2 separate regions of the Homo sapiens genome follow, and region 1 is linked to region 2. Evidence: chromatin contacts called from ENCODE Hi-C or POLR2A ChIA-PET data. All regions are on one chromosome and are shown on one strand. Each heading gives the region's core, a stretch centred on a gene start or an enhancer-like site at or near the end of the contact. The rest is flanking DNA. Distances are from core to core; before and after follow the strand shown. Region 1 overlaps DOP1B (DOP1 leucine zipper like protein B). Region 2 holds the start of CHAF1B (chromatin assembly factor 1 subunit B).

The links. Hi-C counts contacts between places; a loop is a spot of excess contacts on that map. ChIA-PET counts read pairs that join two places held with the same protein, here RNA polymerase II (POLR2A). Pooled maps may share reads with other maps.
Region 1: a loop to region 2 is called in a map of naive thymus-derived CD4-positive, alpha-beta T cell, with 3 times the contacts of the local background. The contact joins the enhancer-like site here to the promoter of CHAF1B in region 2. A Hi-C loop is called at or near these places in 2 of 168 maps with a recorded cell type or tissue (B cell and naive thymus-derived CD4-positive, alpha-beta T cell) and 10 of 50 pooled maps. POLR2A ChIA-PET finds 5 or more read pairs at or near these places in 4 of 52 experiments (A673, GM12878, HEK293 and 1 more).

What each region holds. Positions count from the first base shown.
Region 1 is chr21:36,287,737-36,294,206 of GRCh38, reverse strand. DOP1B (DOP1 leucine zipper like protein B) reads right to left here. Exons shown (of 37, transcript NM_001320714.2): 33 at 6,057-6,193; 34 at 5,396-5,451; 35 at 5,001-5,162; 36 at 1,974-2,103; 37 at 1-887. The coding sequence ends at 636. Among named protein-coding and RNA genes, the nearest start is that of MORC3, 29 kb to the left of the region's middle. RefSeq lists a silencer at 4,365-4,414. Within about 2 kb of position 4,871, at least 8 of the 41 ENCODE cell types and tissues checked have a DNase peak (open chromatin) inside an H3K27ac peak, as active enhancers do; they include B cell and GM12878, where a contact is called at or near this core.
Region 2 is chr21:36,380,384-36,386,851 of GRCh38, reverse strand. CHAF1B (chromatin assembly factor 1 subunit B) reads right to left here and starts at 1,460. Exons shown (of 14, transcript NM_005441.3): 1 at 1,401-1,460; 2 at 590-792. The coding sequence starts at 715. RefSeq lists enhancers at 8-507, 508-1,009 and silencers at 1,129-1,228, 1,259-1,628.

The DNA.
Region 1 (6,470 bases), core at 3,622-6,121, 96 kb after region 2:
AGACCCATATAACTGCTTCAACAAAGAAAACAACTTCTTCATTATCTTCATACTTTACTTCATATTACAAATTTTGTGCTACTGTTAGATGATATATTAATTTTATTTTCATTACATAAATTGAGGAAGAAATGCAGAATCAGATTCAAATATATTACAAGGCATTTAGGGAGGTGTGTCCTGTTGCTGAACAGTAAATTATCTGAAATCTACTTTTTTTTTTTTTTGGAGATGGTCTCATTCTGTCACACAGCTGGAGTGCAGTGTCGTGATCTCGGCTCACTGCAGCCTCCACCTCCTGGGTTCAAGCAATTCTCATGCCTTAGCCTCCCAAGTAGCTGGGATTACAGGCGCCGCCACCACACCCAGCTAATTTTTGTATTTTTAGTAGAGACAGGGTCTCACCATGTTGGTCAGGCTGGTCTCGAACTCCTGACCTCAAGTGATCTGCCTGCCTTGGCCTCCCAAAGTGCTGAGATTACAGGTGTGAGCCACCGCACCTAGCCTGAAATCTACTTTCAAAATGGAAATAGGCTTGTTCAAAAGCACTATCCTGCCTTCTTTCTTCTTTAGAATATAACCTGGTTTTCAGTAAAGTACCAATACATGGATTAAACATATTCTCTCTCACATGGTTAACATTCTGGATGTTCCAGAAAATCATATTCGATGCATTCTTCCAGTTGTTTTAAGATCCTTGGGCTATCTGTGACAGGAAAGTCCAAGAATGGAGTTCCTGGGCTATCAGCAGGCAGCTGTCTCTGGGTCTTAAATGCACCATTTAGAGTCATGAAGAATGGCATCAACTGCCTGATGCTGGAAACAGAATGTTGGCGCAGAAGCGGGAATTCACTCTTCATGGTGATCTCATCAGAGCTACTGATTTCCTGCAGAAAAAACAAACCCATAACAATGATATGGTTTTACTGAGGGCTCGAGATGGCTGGGAAGCACATGCATGTGGCAAAACCTAAGAAATAAGGTCCTTTTTTTTTTTTTTTGAGACAGAGTCTTGCTCTGTCGCCCAGGCTGGAGTGCAGCAGCGTGATCTTGGCTCACTGCAACCTCTGTCTCCCGGGTTCAAGCGATTCTCTTGCCTCAGCTTCCTGAGTAGCTGGGATTACAGGTACCGGTCACCATGACCAGCTAATTTTTGTATTTTTGTAGAGATGGAGTTTCACCATATTTGCCAGGTTGGTCTTGAACTCCTGACCTCAGGCGATCTGCCCACCTCGGCCTCCCAAAATGCTGGGATTACCAGCCTCATGAATATAATTTTTAAAAAGAAAAGCAGGCTGGACACGGTGGCTCTCGCCTGTAATCCCAACACTTTGGGAGGCTGAAGCAGGCGGATCACCTGAGGTCAGGAGTTCGAGACCAGCCTGACCAATATGGCGAAAACCTGTCTCTACTAAAAATACAAAAATTAGCCCCAAGAGTGGTGGCATGTGCCTGTAGTTCCAACTACTTGGGAAGCTGAGGTGCGGGAATTGCTTGAACCTGGGAGGTGGAGGTTGCAGTGAGCTGAGATCCTGCCATTGCACTCCAGTCTGGGCAACAGAGTGAGACTTCGTCTCAAAAAAAAAAAAAAAAAACCCAAAAACAAAAAAACAAAAATTAGCCAGGCATGGTGGCGTGCGCCTGTAGTTCCAGCTATTCCAGAGGCTGAGAGGAGAATTGCTTGAAACCAGGAGGCTGAGGTTGCAGTGACCTGAGGTTGTGCCACTGCACTCTAGCCTGGGCAACAGAGTGAGATTCCGTCTCAGAACAAAACAAAACAAAATTAGCCAGGTGTGGTGGCACATTCCTGTAATCCCAGCTACTCCGGAAGCTGAGGCAGGAGAATCACTTGAACCTGGGAGGTGGAGGCTGCAGTAAGCGAAGACCGCACCACTGCACTCTAACCTGGGTGGCCGAGTGAAACTCTGTCTCACCAAAAAAAAAAAAAAAGAAAAGAAAAGAAAAGCACTTACCCCAAACTTTAATTTTAGAAGTTCTAGAATCCTGACAGTGTGGGGTTTGCATTCTTGGTGATTCTCCTCTACATCCGACAGGAAGGCAGGGCCCTCTGTGTCCACTTCTGGAATAAATGCCCACCTATAACTGCAGGGAACAAACAGAAGGTCAGGTCTGCTGGTAAGAGGCCTTCAACGTCGTTAAAATTAGTTTTATTAAGATATAATTCACATACTGTATCTATTTAATATGGACAACTCAATGCCTTTTATTATATTCATAGAGTTGCACGTCTATTATCACAATCAATTTTAGAGTATTTCATTACCCCAAAAAGAAATCCTGCCCTGCTCAGCCATCACCACCCCAACCCCCTATACCCTTGAGACCTAGGCACCCACTAATCCACACTCTGTCTCATCGTGGACATTCCATATAAGCAGAATCATACACTATATGTTCCCTTGTTTCGAGCTTTCACTTAGCATCATATTTTCCGGTTCATCCAGATTCCAGCGTGTCTCAGTTCTTCAATTCTTTTTGTTGCTGAACCGTATTCCACTGTATGGATATGTCACATGATCTGCCTGTTCATCAGCTGATGGCCATTTGGGTTGTCTCTACTTCTTGCCTATTATAAATAATGTTGCTATGCACATTCACATATATCGGAACCCACTTTTTTGTTTTTTTGAGACAGTCTCGTTCTGTCGCCCAGTCTGGAGGGCAGTGGTGCAATCTTGGCTCCCTGCAACCTCCACCTCCCAGGTTCAAGCAATTCTCTGCCTCAGCCTCCCGAGTAGCTGGGATTACAGGCACCTGCCACCATGCCTGACTAATTTTTTTGTATTTTTAGTAGAGACGGGGTTTCACCATCTTGGCCAGGCTGGTCTTGAACTCCTGACCTCGTGATCCACCTGCCTCAGCCTCCTAAAGTGCTGGGATTACAGGCATGAGCCACTGCGCCTAGCCTCCACTTTTTTTTGGTTTGAGATGCAGTTTCGCTCTTTCGCCCAGGCTGGAGTGCAGTGGTGCGATCTCGGTTCACTGCAACCTCCGCCTTCGGTTTCAAGCGATTCTCCTGCCTCAGCCTCTTGAGTAGCTGGGATTACAGGTGCCCACCAATACAGGCAGCTAATTTTTGCATTTTTAGTAGAGACAGGGTTTCACCATGTTGGCCTGGCTGGTCTTGAACTCCTGACCTCATGATCCGCCTGCCTCGGCCTCCCAAAGTGCTGGGGTTACAGACATGAGCCACTGTGCCCGGCCTCTTTTTTTTTTGAGGGGGAGTCTCGCTCTGTTGCCTAGGCTGGAGTGCAGTGGTGCGATGTCGGCTCACTGCAACCTCTGCCTCTCGGGTTCAAGTGATTCTCCTTCCTCAGCTTCCGAAGTAGCTGGGATTACAGGCGCCCACCACCACATCTGGCTAATTTTTGTATTTTTTTTTTTTTTTGAGATGGAGTCTCGCTTTTGTTGCCCAGGCTGGAGTGCAATGGCAGATGGCATGATCTTGGCTCACTGCAACCTCTGCCTCCCAGGTTCAAGCGATTCTCCTGCCTCAGCCTCCCAAGTAGCTGGGATTACAGGCATACGCCACCATGCCCAGCTAATTTTGTATTTTTAGTAGAGATGGATTTTCTCCATGTTGGTCAGGCTGATCCCAAACTCAGGTGATCCAACCACCTTGGCCTCCCAAAGTGCTGGGATTACAGGTGTGAGCCATCGCGCCTGGCCTAATTTTTGTATTTTTAGTAGAGACAGGGTTTTTCACCATGTTGGCCGGGCTGGTCTTGAACTCCTGGCCTCAAGTGATCCACCCACCTTGGCCTCCCAAAGTGCTGGGATTACAGGTGTGAGCCACGGTACCTGGCCTAATTTTTGTGTTTTTAGTTGAGACAGGGTTTCGCCATGTTGGCCAGGCTGGTCTCGAACTCCCAACCTCAGGTGATCCACCCGCCTCAGCCTCCTAAAGTGCTAGTATTACACGTATGAGACACCACGTCCGGCCCAAACCTGCTTTTTAAAAACTAAAAGACTTTCTTTTGCAGAACAGCTTTAGGTTCACAGCAAAATGGAGTAGAAAGTAGTTCCCGTACATCCCATCCTACATACATACAAGCCTGCCGTATTATCAACATCCTGCACCAGAGTGGTACATTTGTTAAAACTGAAGAGCCTCTACTGACTCACTGTTATCCTCCCAAGTCCAGAGTTTACATCAGGGTTCACTCTTGGTGGTGTACATTGTATGGATTTGGAGAAATGGACAATGACATGGATCTACCATTATAGCTCTGTATGCAATAATTTCACTGCCCTAAAAATCCTCTGTGCTTCACCCATTCATCCCTGCCTCCCTCTCCCCAACCCCTGGCGACCACTGATCTTTTTACTGTCTCCATGGTTTTGCCTTTTCCAGAATGTCACATGGTTGGAATCATACAGTGTGTAGCCTTTTCAGACTGGCTTCTTTCACTTAGCAATGTGCATTTAAGAGAACCCGCTCTTTAACCACAAACATTTCTATATGATTACTCTCTTTGTGGGGGTAGGAGAGAGAGAAATAGCCTCTGGGGCTGGTCATGAAATTAAACAAATGAGCAGCTGTGCTAAGCCGGCAGGAAACATAAGCCTATGGGGCAAAGTGAATCGGAGATGGCAGGCTCCAAATAAAGGCATTTGTATCTAACTAAACACAGACAAAAAGGTCTACACAAAGGCAGTGAGGAGCACCAGTGGGTAAGCCCTGTTTTATAAGCATTCAGTAGCAAAAACCACACACACACACACACACACACACACACACACACACACACACACACACACCATAGAAACACATTCATAAACACTCCTGTGAGCCAAATTTGCAGAGCCACAGATGTTGCAAGTAATCTGAAACTTGGTATTCCGAGCTGGCTTAGCTGTCACTAGAAACCCAGATGGTGGTTTCCCATAAACTGTACATGAAAAACAAGTGAAAGTGCTTAAAAGGAAAAAACAAAATCTCTTACTTCAAAAAGGACACACGATCCTATCTGACTTACATTTGAAATAATGGCATCTTGTCAGGTGGAAAAGAAAGCGCTGTGTCCAAGAATTTGCAAGCTGATAAATACAAGATGAGTTCACTCTGGGGTATCTCCCCCACTGAGGGTCCATTTGCATCCGGGACTGAAACTTTCGTTCTGTTTACTTTGTTGGTGCTTCTATAAATTTGCAAAGAAACGCTTGTTATAAATTCATTCAGATCTGTTATAGTCCATTCACCTATGACCTGTCCCTCAGAAGAATTTTCTTTTTAAGAAATTTTTGGAATAGCTGGTCCTTTCACAAGTACTTCAAGATAACAGCATTTAACATTAGACAACTCTATATCTAAAGTGACGTGCTTTAATCGTGACTATCTTTTCCTCTTGTGTACAGATCTTGTACTGCTTACCTCAATGACTCATCTTCATCTTTTAGATCTTCTTCAAGCTGTGTGAATGTCTGAATCTGAAAAAAAAATGCATTCAAGTTACTATCTGAGACAGATTAAATCTACCCAAATATTTTTTTTTACTTATTTTTAAAAATCGATTAATTTATGAATGAATGAATAAGACGGGGTCTTACTCTGTCACCCAGTCTGGAGTGCAGTGGTACAATCATGGCTCACTGCAGCCTCAACCTTCTGCAGATGCAACTTCCCGCCATGCCGAATTAATTTTTGTATTTTTTTGTAGACAAGGAGTTTCACCATGTTGCCCAGGCTAGTCTCGAACTCCTGGGCTCAAGTGATCCATCCACCTTAGCCTCCCGAAGTGCTGGGATTACAGGCATAAGCTACCACGCCCAGCCCAAATTTATATGTATATAAAAAACTAGTAAGTATTATCAAATGGTACAAGTTAGTTGGAATAACTGACAGGGTGAGAGATCAAATATGATCATAGAGTAAAATATTCTCTGTTTAACCAAGAGCTAACCATGTGCTACCAACCTGATTAAAAATAACATTTAGATAAAATGGGATACATAGGAAATAGTACGTTATGTTACTGAAAAAGCATTTTAAAAAGCTCCAACCTTGCTTTCAAACTTACAATACTTGTACTCACCAATTCAGAGACCATTATTGGCCACAATGAAGTCAAATGTTGAGGAGATATTCTTAGCAGCAAAACTCTGAAAAAAAGAAACATCTGAGCAGCAACTATGGATGTCTGTCCAACTCTGAGATTGTCTGTCAGGCGTTCTAAGGAAAGAAGATTGTAAAGATGTTACACAAATATGCAGTTTAGGGTTTCTTATCAGACAAAGAAAAATAAAACTGTGACTGTTCTGACATTCTAGTAACAACCCAGTGTAAGGAATGAGTGTTACAGGCCAGGCTTGGTGGCTCGCACTTGTAATCCCAGCACTTTGGGAGGCCGAGGCGGGCGGATAACAAGATAAGGAGTTCGAGGCCAGCCTGGCCAATATGGTAAAACCCCATCTCTACTAAAAATACAAAAATTAGTCGGGCGTGGTGG
Region 2 (6,468 bases), core at 211-2,710:
GTCCCAGTTATTTGGGAGGCTGAGGCAGGAGAATAGCTTGAACCTGGGAGACAGAGGTTGCAGTAAGTCGAGATTGCACCACTGCACTCCCACCTGGGCAACAGAGCAAGACTCCGTCTCAAAAAAAAAAAAAAGAAAGCAGCTCTCTTTTGCTTTCATTGTTCACCGCAGGCCCTGGAAATTTAGCATTCTGGGCTAGATGACAAAGTAGTTTAGTTTGTTGACATACGTTAATTCATTCATTCATTTACTTAAGAGAAGGGTCTGGCTCTGTCACCCAGGCTGGAGTGCAGTGGAGTGATCGTTGCTTGCTTCAAACTCCTAGGCTCAAGCGATCCTCTCACTTCAACTTCCCAAGTAGCTGGGCCTACAGCTGCACACTGCCACGTCCCGCTACTTTTTCATGTCTGGCTGTTGCCCAGGCTGGTGTCGAACTCCTGGACTCAAGCGATCCTCTCACCTCAGCCTCCCAAAGCACTGGGATTACAGGCGTAAGCCACCGCGCCCAGCCGACACTGGTTTTAAGTAAAAGAATGAAAACTATTGCTTCAAGCAGTGTTCCCGGATGTCTATCTCTGCCCCAGTTTACCCTGACATTGGTGTCCACGCCGGCAGACGCCAGTCTGTGGATCCTCCCAGCCGTCCCATGCTGGAAGTCCAGGCTGTACACGGGCTCCTTGTTGTGCCAGGCTATTTCACAAGTGATGACTTTCATCCTCCTGAGTCTCGAAGGGGAAAAACGTTTCTCGGGCACCGTTCTACTTCTTCAAGACAGGAGAAAGCTGCAAAATGCTGGTGATGGATTAAACAACAGTGTTAACAGCAGCAAAGGGTTATTGAGCGCTGAATAGGGGCCAGGAGCCATTTAAAATGCACACTGCATTGGGAAAGGATGTTAACGTTGCCATCTGACAATAACACCTTGCTAGCTCCACCTAAAATGCTTCGCTGGGTCCTGACATCCACAAGTTTATGATACGCCGCTACATCCAGAAAAGCAAAACGAAACACCCAGGTAAAGGCTACCTAGGGGCCCCGGCCGTCTGCACGGCCTGTCCCCGCTTAGTAGGGGCTAGGGGCGCGCCCTGAGAGCCCGGGGAGGGGCCCGCCCCGGGAGGAGCCTCCCGGAAGAGGGGGCCAAACGGGGTAGGGGACCGGGGCGGCGGGGCGAGAGGAGAACCCCGCCTTTCCCAGGGACCGGGCGCTGGGCCCGGGAAGCTGGGACTGAGGCCGCCGGGAGGAGGCCGCGCGGGGCCGGGGGTGGACGGGGCCCCGCCGCCCCAACGCGCGCCGCTCCGGAGCTATCCCGGGGCCCAGGGGCCCGCCCTCGGCGAGGGCCTCTGGCCCGGACCGACGCGACCAAAAGAGCCGCGGAGCTGCCCGGGCCAGGGAAGCCGTACCTGGAGGGACCCGGACAGTCAGAGGCACCGTCACCTCCCGCGCAGCGCGCGCCGCTTCCCGCGCGCCGCAGGCCCCGCCCCCGCATGGGCGGGACCTCATAGACGCCCCGCCCCTCCAGCGGCCCTCAGGTCCCGCCCGACGTGGGCGGTACCCCAGGGAAGCCCCGCCCACTCATAGACGCCAAGGCGAGTCCTGCTCTGGCCCTGGGGTCGGAATCCCGGCCGGAATTTATGCCTGCCAGACCCACGACCGAAGGAAGAATGGATTCATTATTATTTATTATTATTATCCATTACTTATTCCTTGTTGATTCGCTCTTTTAGCAAAGGTTTACAGAGCCTGGGCTGTGTGTTAGACAGACCCTATGCTGGCGCTGGGCACTTGGAGGGCTAACACAACCGGTTCTCTTGCCCCTTCTGCAAACAAAAACTGAGATTTTTGGGTTTTCTGTATTGGCTTCTAGAACATTTTGGAGAGTTCAAAGCTATGAAATTGTTCAGTACCTAGCGCAAGGTTGCTTACATTTTATTATTATAGTAGATGCAGTTATAAACCCTTTTTAAGAACAGACTAACATTTTAAAGTGAGGCTGTAAATCAGTCGGTAGGCAGAGATAGATACCTCAGGCTTTTCGAAATGGGACGTTTCCAAATGAGACCTAATTTATCTGTGGGCTTCGCAGAAGGCCAGGAAACAAGTACCTCTGGATGCGCTGCTTTTACTGGATAAAAGAAACACACAGGGTTATCTGAGGAGCCAACTGCTCTAGGATTTTTGGAAAAAAAGAACAGACATGGATTCTTATATAAATACCGGCTGATGCTTTTAGCCAGCTTTATGAAAGGTACAGAAATTGCCTACAAATCCGTGTCTCATGTTGATGAGAATGGCTGTATGCTCCTTGAAGCCTGATTTCTACAGGAAGCTAGAATAACATAATCCGGATATGCAGTTTTTAGATTTTTCTCTTCAGGATTTACAGAGCTTGGACTGGGAATGACTATATACTTTAGATAATATGGCTGTTCTAAAAGTACAGATTCCTGGCCCTACTCAGCCCCATGATTCCGAATATCCAGCAGAGGCCCGTGCTCCAGGGGCTTGCATTTTCATAAACTCCCCGGTGGGTGTGATCATCAGTCTGTTTTGGAAAGCTCTGGATTCTTCGTGTCTCTCAAACATAAAATTTCTCCAAATTTCTCATAAATGCTGTTCATTCACAAATGAATAATCTGCCCACCTCTTGAAGTGTCACGACTCTGAACTGTGGATTTAAAAGATAAAAACACATGCTTTAAGTATTAAAAGTACATGAAGGAGTTGGCTTTCTTGGCGAACATTTTAGAGATCCGACTTCAGTGCCAACTTGATGAGCCAACACGGGCAGGGGATGCGGCTCTAGAGAGAGGCCCTGGGCTGTCAAATATTTTCTCAAAAAAAAAAAAAAAAGTATTTGTTCAAAACCTCAAAGTTTGCACCACAAATGTTGGACTAAAGAATTCCTGCCGGTCGCGGTAGCTCACGCCTGTAATCCCAGCACTTTAGGAGGCCGAGGTGGGCGGATCATGAGGTCAGGAGATCGAGGCCATCCTGGCTAACATGGTGAAACCCCATCTCTACAAAAATTACAAAAAATTAGTCGGGCGTGGCGGCGGGCGCCTGTAGTCCCAGCTACTCGGGAGGCTGAGGCAAGACAATGGCGTGAACCCGGGAAGCGGGGCTTGCAGTGAGCCGAGATCGTGCCACTGCACTCCAGCCTGGGCGAGAGAGCGAGACTCTGTCTCAAAAAAAAAAAAAAAAAAAAAAAAGGGAATTCCTATAACGCAATTCTAACTAGATTCCTCAACAACCACTGTTGTTCAGCTTGGGCCCCAAGCATCCATTTTGAGCAGAACTGCCTCAATTTAAGGGGACCAATGTTATTTGGTTCCTGAGAACTTTTTAATAATGAAAATTGATATAAAGGGACTAACTCTTAACTCAGCTTCGAAAAAAAACTTCTCAAGGCATTTTAATTTCCATTTGTAAGTGTGAACATTCTAAAATCAAAATCTGAGCCGGGCATGGTGGCTCACATCTATAATCCCAACGCTTTGGGAGGCCAAAGCAGGCAGATTGCTTGAGGCTAGGAGTTCCAGACCAGCCTGGCCAACATGGCAAAACCCCTTCTCTATAAAAATACAAAAACTATACAGAGTGGTAGTGTGTGCCTGTAATCCCAGCTACTCGGGATACTAGGGAGGCTGAGGCAAGAGAATCCATTGAACCCGGGACTTGGAGGTTGCAGTGAGCTGAGATGGCACCACTGCACTCCAGCCTGGGTGGCAGAGTGAGATTCTGTCTCAAAAAAAAAAAAAAAAAAAGCTTTGATAACAGACATACAAAATTCAGTACAGGGTTGGAAAAAAATGTTGAGCAAATATCAGAATAAGAAAACTAGGAGAAGCCAGGCGTAGTGGCTCACGCCTGTAATTGCAGCATCTGGGAGGCTGAAGCGGGCGGATCACTTGAGGTCAGGAATTTGAGACCAGCCTGGCCAACATGGTGAAACCCCATCTCTACTAAAAATAGAAAAAATAGGTCAGGCGCGGTGGCAGGCACCTGTAATCCCAGCTACTCAGGAGGCTGAGGCCAGAGAATCGTTTCAACCTGGGAGGCGGAGATTGCAGTGAGCCGAGATTGCGCCATTGCACTCCAGCCTGGGCAACAAGAGCAGAACTCCATCTCAAAAATAATAATAATAATAATAATAATAACAGCCAGGCATGGTGGTGGCGCCTGTAATCCCAGCTACTCGGAGGCTGAGGCACTAGAATCACTTGAACCCAGAGGGCAGTGAGCCAAGATCATGCCACTGCACTCCAGTCTGGGCGACAGAAACAGACTCAGTCTGAAAAAAAAAAAAAAAAAAAGAAAGAAAAAGAAAAATAGAAATGACGGAAATCAATACAGGAGATTGAGAACAACGGGACCTCTGGCACACTACTGGTGGAAGTGTAAACTGATGTAAATACTTTAGAAAACTGTTCAGCACTGTCTAATAAAGTTAATGATACGCCTACCCTATGACTCAGCAATTCCACTCCTTGGCATATATATCAGGAAAACAAAAGCAAACTCATACAAGAATCATTATCCATAATAGCCCCAAACTAGAAAGACACCAAATGTCCACCCACAGGAGAAAAGGTAATCAGACTGTGCCATATTCATACCACGGTATTCTACTCGGTAATCCAAAAGAAATACTGTGATAGTTAATTTTATGCCTCAGTTTGCCCGGGCTAAGACATACCCGATAGGTGGTCAACATTACTTCTGACTATGAGGGTGTTTCTGGAAGACTTTAGCATTTGAATCAGTAGACTGAGTACAGAAGATCCGCCCTCACCAACCTGGGCAGTATCTGGGGCATCATCCAACCTGTTGAGTCTGAAAAGAACAAAAAGTAGAGGAAGGGCAAATTCTGTCTCTTCTTGAGTTGGGACATCCTCTTCCACCCTCAGACATCAGAGCTCCTGGTTCTCAGGTCTTTTGACTCCAGGACTTATGCCACTGGTGTCCCTGGTTCTCAGGGCTTTGGAGTGGGACTAAGTTATACCACAGGCTTTCTTGGGTCTCCATCTTGCAGACAGCAGATCATGGGACTTCTCAGACTCCATAACCACTTAAGCCACTCCTCCTGATCAATCTCTTGCATCTATCATATTGGGCTCCGATTTTCTGGAGAACTCTACACTGACTGACACAGGCAGCAACATGGATGTGTGTGATGCACACAAGGAGTTATTATTTCAAGTGATTGGCAAACACAGAAATTTTATACTACCCCAAAGAAAGCTTACCTTCAGTCATACTATGGCTAGAAAATATTGGTATTGTTACATATATGCATACCTATGTATTTATGTATACATTAGGAAGAGCAAATACTTGTGTGGTTAGGAACCCAGATTTTCAGCAAAAGAGACTATATTATAGTCTCTTTTAGTTCAGTCTACTAAAAAGGCCTAGAAATGCCCAAACTAGGCCAGGCACAGTGGCTTATGCCGGTAATATCAACATTTTGGGAGGCTGAAGCAGGAGGATCACTTGAGCCCAGGAGTTCAAGACCAGCGTGGGCAACGTAGCAAGACTCCGTATCTAGAAAAAAAAAAAAAAAATCAGCCAGGCATGGTGGCATGCACCTATAGTCCCAGGTACTTGGGAGGCTGAGGAAGGCGAAGCACTTGAGCCCAGGAGTTTGAGGATGTAGTGAGCTATGATTATGCCATTGTACTCCAGCCTGGGCAACAGAGCAAGACCTGTCGCAAAAGAAAAAAAAAAAAAAAAAAAAAAAAGAAGAAGAAGAAAAAGAAATGGCCTAACTAGAAACAATGACTATATCTGTGCCTAGATTATTATCTTCAAATAGCATTTCCCACAAAATGAAGCAGAACTTTTGGAGAAATGGCTGTCACCAAGTCTAGACCAGGAAATTTATTAGATGTATTGAAATACCTTACATCTGAAATACCCTGGAGTATACAGAGTACAGAAAAACAAACAAACAAAAAAAACAAAACCCTAAGTTAGGGCTCATTCCTGTAATCCCCACACTTTAGGAGGTTAAGAGGTGGGGGAGTGCATCGCTTGAGCCCAGGAATTTTGAGACCAGCCTGGGCAACAAGTCAAAAATCTGTCTCCACAAAAAATACGAAAATTAGCTGGGCATAGTGGTGTGTGCCTGTGGTCCTGGCTACCCAGGAGGCTGAGGTGGGAGGATTACCTGAGCCCGGGAGATTGCGGCTGTAGTGAGCTGTGATCGCGCCACTGCTACTCGAGCCTGGGTGACAAAGCAAGAGCCTGTCTCAAAAAATATATATATATTTAAAGCCAGAAGCAGTGGTTCATGCCTGTAATCCCAACACTTTGGGAGGCCAATGTGAGCAGATCCCTTGAGCCCAGAAGTTCTTGAGACCAGCCTGGGGAAAAAAAACTAAAAAAACACAACCAAGCAAGGCAGGTTGGACAAGCTTGCTGGTACTTCAGTTGCCTCCATGAATATCACATTTTGAGAGAGATTCC